Regions from separate parts of the Homo sapiens genome. Here region 1 is linked to region 2. The links are chromatin loops, found by intact Hi-C in ENCODE. Cell type or tissue: endothelial cell of umbilical vein. All regions are shown on one strand. Each heading gives the region's core, and the rest is flanking DNA. Links, peaks and the distances in the headings are about the cores only. Region 1 has its middle 280 kb from the start of VLDLR. Region 2 overlaps PUM3 (pumilio RNA binding family member 3).

Region 1 (2,920 bases), core at 149-2,648, 500 kb before region 2:
ATTCACATGGCAATCAATGAGACAGAGGCATGGCTAAGATGCTTGGGAACAAAGAGGAGGTCATGTAAGGCTTTAGGCTTCTGACACAAGAAAGGTGACCTTGGCTGGGTCTTGAAGGGTTAAGCAGGACCTCAGCAGATACTAAAAGGGAAAATAATGTACATAGAAAAATGAACAGATACAGGTAGTGGGCAAGAAAACCCGTTATTGTGTTTAGAAGACAACAGGAAACACCATGGGGTTATGCATTTGAGCAGGTAATGAATGACCTGAAATAGGTTGGTAAGTAACGCTTGGACTCAGCTGCAAAGGGCACTCAATATCTGGATGTCTGAGATTAATGGAAGAATGCCATTGCCAGATTTCCAGCAGGGGGTGCAGTAACAGCTTATGTTTCAAAAAGTTCACTTAGATGGCAGCACAAAAGAGAAATGCAGGCAGACAGGAGATAGTTAAGCATTCCAAACGAAGGAAACTGGGTACTCAAATACACACCGAACCCCTTTGGGCAGTATGCTTAAGGGAGAACAGGATTGAAACCAGATTTTTTTTTTAAGATGGAGGAGATCTGAATATGCTGTAGGCTGAAGGTCAGTTGCCATTGGAGATGGAGAGATTGATAGTACGGGAGAGAAGTGGAGATAATGGATGAAGACCTTTACCCATGCTAGCCTAGCATGCTGAGTTTCTTTTAACTGACTACATGCAGTGCATTAGCATCGGTCACTTTGTAAAAGAACACATGAAATACTCAATATCATTGCATAGTAATACAAAAATATAACGAAAAGATAGCAGAAGTCATTACAGAAATACCTTAATCTCAGGGTACATGAAATGACATGAACTAAGATAGTCTACCAAGAAAGGGCAAAATGATGAATGAGACAACGTTGTACTACAGGATAGTCAAGTTAGCAGTAAACCTAAGTAATGTCATCGGAAGAGAGAGGGAAACTGGGGAGAAAGAGAGATAATGGAAATCAGACAGCACAAAGAAGAAAACAACAGTCAGAGGAGAAGAGAAACGGTCAGAAGAGTCCATGTATTTGTACAAAGGAGAAAAATGACATAGGAAGTTTTAAACAGCCCATAAATCCTGCTGTCTCCTACTTCTCACCACTCTCACCTAAGGCAAACGCTGTAAAAGAGCTGCCAGCTGTGGCTTGTAGCATAGGAGGCTGGGGATCTTTGGAGATGGTTTTGCAGCATCTCTGGGTCTTTTTTATCAGCCCACAGTAAATGGACTGCCCATATTTTCAGCCTGGCTGACTACTACCCAGTTATAAAGAGAGCTGTCTGCAGGAGGAACTGGCCCTGAGATCCTTGGACACACGATGGTTTTCCCTTCACCTTCAATCACCTGTGGCCTCCTAAACAATGAATAAAGAAAGTGCAATACCTCCTGGCTCAAGGAGTGTTTACCTTTCCCAAAGTGTCAGATGAGGACCGTGGTAGGCAAAGCTGTACTTATACTAATGAGACTCCTCCATAAGATGTGTTCAGAGCCCAGCTCAGTGCTTCTCAAATTTTCATGTCTACATGTATCACCTGGGAATCTTGCTAAACTGCAAGTTCTGATTCAGCAAGTGTAGAGAGAGGGCCAAGATGATCAATTTCTAACAGGGTCCCAGGTGATACAAATGCTGATGGTCTTTGAACCACACCTTGAGTAGCAAGGCATTAGGAAATGCTCTATTATGAACTGAGAAGGGTGTTAGGTTAAAAAAAAAAAAAAAAGGAAAGAGTTTTTTTGCTGTCTTTGTAGAGAATCCACATGGAAATATGGCAGGATGTCATTTCTGCCTTACCACTAGCCGGATACTGCCACGGAGCTGTCCTTGGCTCTGGGTTCAGTTTCCCAATGAACTTGGCCTAAGTTTTCCTGACCGCAATCAAATGAGTCTTGGCTTAAGGAAATCTCTAAGTACAATTCCCTCTTCTGTCTTAATGGCACAGAAAAGGCAGGAGGGTGCTCCTGGGATTCACCCACGCAGCAGAGCAGAATAGATGAGCCCACAGAGAAATAAGATTTCCAAATGACTTTTGCTTATGACCTGATTTACATCTCCACAAAGAGTGAGAGAAATGAGTTACTTTCCCAGTCCAGGCCCTACTTACTTGCTGAATAAACTCTGTTTAGGGAAAAAACCCGAACAACCCAAAACTTGAGGCTTTGTGCAAGGTTCACTTGACTAGTGAAACAGATGAAGGCAAAAGTTTTCTAGAATGTTTATATTTAAGTTCTGCCTAAGGGGAGCTCTTTTTATCACCTGAATATGTCACTGTAATTTGATAAACAGCAGGAGAGAAGAGGCTGGCATTGAAAAATGTTTAAAACACTGCACGATGTTTCAGTTAGCTCTGGCACAATGGATTCTCATAAAAAGGAAGTTTTATTTTCAGTGCTGTCGCCCAGCTTTGCTCAGTTCAACAAACACGCATTTGAGTGTCTGTTATGTAGCAGGCACTGTGCTGGGTGCTGAGCACACAGTAGTAAAAAGTGGTTGCTGTCCTTGGGGAGCACCCCGTACTATGTGGGAGATGGACAAGTGGAGAGATAATGTCTATGCTGTATTGTCTATGCAATAATGGAAGTAAGTGCCTGAAGTCTGAAGCACAGGTGGGATCTTCTCACCCACTCTGCAGGTGGGGAGCATGACACAAGGAGGGTCTCTGAATAGATAACATCTGAGCTGAATCTACAAGCTCGAATAGGAATTAGGATGGTAAAAAGATTTTAGGAAGGTGCTAGTCATTAATGCTAACCATTAAGTATTTCTGATTTTTCCCTCTTTCATGTACATAGAATAGCCTGTCCCTGACCTCTTACATGTAAGTATAGCCACATGACATGCTCGAGCCAGTGACAGGTGGGTGAAAGCAATATATGGCATTTCTAGGCAGAAGCTTTAAACAC
Region 2 (2,920 bases), core at 254-2,753:
AATGTTTTATTGAGGTTCCACTGTATAAAGCCATTATAATTTAACTTAACTCCATGGCTAAGGTAATTCAGAAAAGGGCTAAGAAATAAGAAACTCTAAGCACCAGAGGAAAATTGTGAGCATGAAAGATGCTTTGTTGTTTATTTAAGCCACCTACCTGTCCCAAAATGTTACCTGCCAAGGAATAAGAATGTGAGGTTTCTAACGCACCTCCAGAGTCCCTGTGCACAATCGTTCAGGCACTAGTTCAGGCATGAACGAACCAGTACTTACCATCGCTTCTACCATCTGGCTGGAATTTTCTCTTCTTGTTGAATTTATTTGCCGGCTGGAATTTGTTCTTTGGTGATTTGTCCCCTTGCTGCTTATTCTTGAACTGCTTTACACCCTTTTTCCCAAGTTTTGTGATACTTTTCTCAAAGTTCCTAGATGTGACTTTAGGTCCACCTTCTTTAGCAACTTTCCTTGTTGGAAATGTCTTTGAAGAACCAGAATCTAGTGACAATAATAATTATAAGTTCAATGATTCTGGGCCCAAATCTCTTTTATCTATTGGATTATATCCATTACAGAAAATTATACTTTTTAATCCCAATACCATGTCTTACTCTCAAATATGCAACATATAGCCTTTTGAGTAGAACTGGATTTAAACAATCAAAACAAAAATAAAAAATTCTTTCCTTGATTATAAAACCACCTAGAGAGTAGAGAAATGTAAAATAAAAGCTACCCATGATTCTACCACTAAAGATAAACACTGGTGTCAGTTTGGTATGTTTCTCTAGTTTTAAGCATATAGCAGAGCTATTATTTATATACCTTTGTATTCTGCTTTAATGATGGTCTACACAGAATTTTCAAGAGTTCAATAACAAAAGAAGTCTTAAGAAATGACTTCTTGAACATTCTTGAAATTTGGAAAGTATATCATAAGGACATCTAAAATGTTAATTTTAAAATTTTCTAGTTTTAAGAAAATTTTAAAGCCTATATTAAAATTATTTATCAAAAACTTTTGATCAAGAAGGCTTACAAATTAGTACCTAACAAATGAGATGCAAACAGTAATGGCTAACATTAAGGAAACATTAATCATTTGTATAGTCCCTTGACTTTTCTGTTTTACAATACTGACACCTGATGGAATAATAAAGACATCACCATTATAAATTCTGAACCTAAACGTATTTGGCTTATGAGCAGTATGTATTAAACAGTCCTAATTTATCAAATGTTAAAATAAAATGTATGGTGAACTAGTGTGAATAAAATGAGGCAACAGCAGCAACAACTGAGATAAGGAGTCTTTCATGAATAAGGCATTCCTCAATCATTCTTGCAATTTCTTAAGTGTCTAAATGTCATGAGCAACATGTTAACTCATACACAATAACACATACTTCTTCCTACTATTTTAATCCTAATCCTAGCCAATGAATACAGATTGAAATTTACTACATGCCCTCCCATCCCCCAATTATAACAGCCAAACACCCACATGGGAAGCATATCTTACCACTATTTTTATGAAATCTGTTTTTTTCTTGTGCTGTCTTTGTACTCTTTCCTGTGAATTGCTTTTTCCCTTTAACTTCCATCGTAGCAACTCTGGAAAACCAAAACCAAAACCAAAAACAATCACTGCAGTTCTCTTCATCAAATAAGAGCTGTTTCATAGTCATTGCCACATTTAGTCCTTCAGTCTACAAATACAATACAAATCAGCCAGATATAGAATGGACAAGTACTTAAATCCAGCAATTTTGCAATCACTGACTCAAATTTTAAAACTGAAAATGAACAAGGTATCAATAAAAAAACTAAGAACAACACACACCCTGGCCAGTGTTTGATATCTCTGGAGGCATCACTTCACTTCCACAATAGTACTGGCTAAAAATAGACCACTATTGACACTAAGTATAATAAGCATCAGAGTTTGCATTTTGTAACCTGGGAAGACTAGGGGATGAATAACTGACAAAATTATCGCTTGATTTCTTGGAGCCTAAAAAGCCAGGAACAAACAATAGGCTGCATGTACCACTACATGCATTTAATATAAGAAAATAAAGGATTATCTGAAAGATTCCTATGCAATCCAACACAGCTAAAACAAAGATTAGCATCCAGTGTTTAATCTGTGATTGTTTTAGACGCAGCCAAGCAATTGGCAGTGAACTCCAAAATAAGATGTTGAAATAGTTAATATTTCATTGAAAGGAATCTGTCTAATAGGCGCTTTATAGGCTACTGAGACACCATGGTGCACAGGATAAACAAGTTATAACCCCTCACCTACCCAAGGTCCCTGAAAGCAGCAGAACAGATCAAGAGAAAAAGCCATTTGGCTCATTTCTCCACTTTCCAAAGTTGGACGATCAACTCATTTGAAAGCTGGCTGTAAACAACAGATGTTAGGGATCCCTAGACAACACCAGATATTTCTAGATTAGAATTGCCCATTCAAGAACTAATTTCTCAGGATATTACCATAAGAGAAAAGAAGGGTTCTGGGATAAAATATATTTGGGAAACAGTAAGTTAAATGACAAGAATCAGCCCGTAAGAAAAGGCTTTTCAGATTCTTTAATTTGCTAATATATACAATCAATTCTCAAGCAAAGGCTAAAGGATGCAGGATTTTCCAACTCCAGTTGAACCACTTTTTCCTGGAACATCATAAGGGAACAGCAGACTTCCAAGGAGTACTCTGGAAAGTGCTGTTCTAATCTAGACTTTTCTAATGATTTTGAAAAATGGACAGTCCCTGAATTACTCAGCTTCCTCAGGGCATTTAGAACTGAAGGGTCACATTATTACTTGGCTATGGCCATCATAACCATACCTGCATCTCTCAGCTCTTCTACACCTGTAGTTTTCTAAGAATCCATTCATTTACATGTTTTCTCTGTAT

The links. Peaks named below come from ENCODE experiments on the same cell type or tissue, not always from the same donor. Only the 100,000 strongest peaks of a DNase experiment are listed, where the experiment ranks them.
Region 1: a loop joins it to region 2, with 6 times the contacts of the local background. A loop is called at or near these places in 2 of 110 quality-filtered maps.

What each region holds. Positions count from the first base shown.
Region 1 is chr9:2,335,901-2,338,820 of GRCh38, forward strand. No RefSeq gene overlaps it. Among named protein-coding and RNA genes, the nearest start is that of VLDLR, 280 kb to the right of the region's middle. In endothelial cell of umbilical vein, for the core only: no CTCF peak of the experiment used is centred there; no DNase peak of the experiment used is centred there.
Region 2 is chr9:2,836,907-2,839,826 of GRCh38, forward strand. PUM3 (pumilio RNA binding family member 3) reads right to left here. Exons shown (of 18, transcript NM_014878.5): 2 at 1,520-1,611; 3 at 274-495. The coding sequence starts at 1,601. Among named protein-coding and RNA genes, the nearest start is that of PUM3, 5.7 kb to the right of the region's middle. In endothelial cell of umbilical vein, for the core only: no CTCF peak of the experiment used is centred there; DNase peaks (open chromatin) are centred at 1,255 and 1,665; H3K27ac peaks cover 402 bases.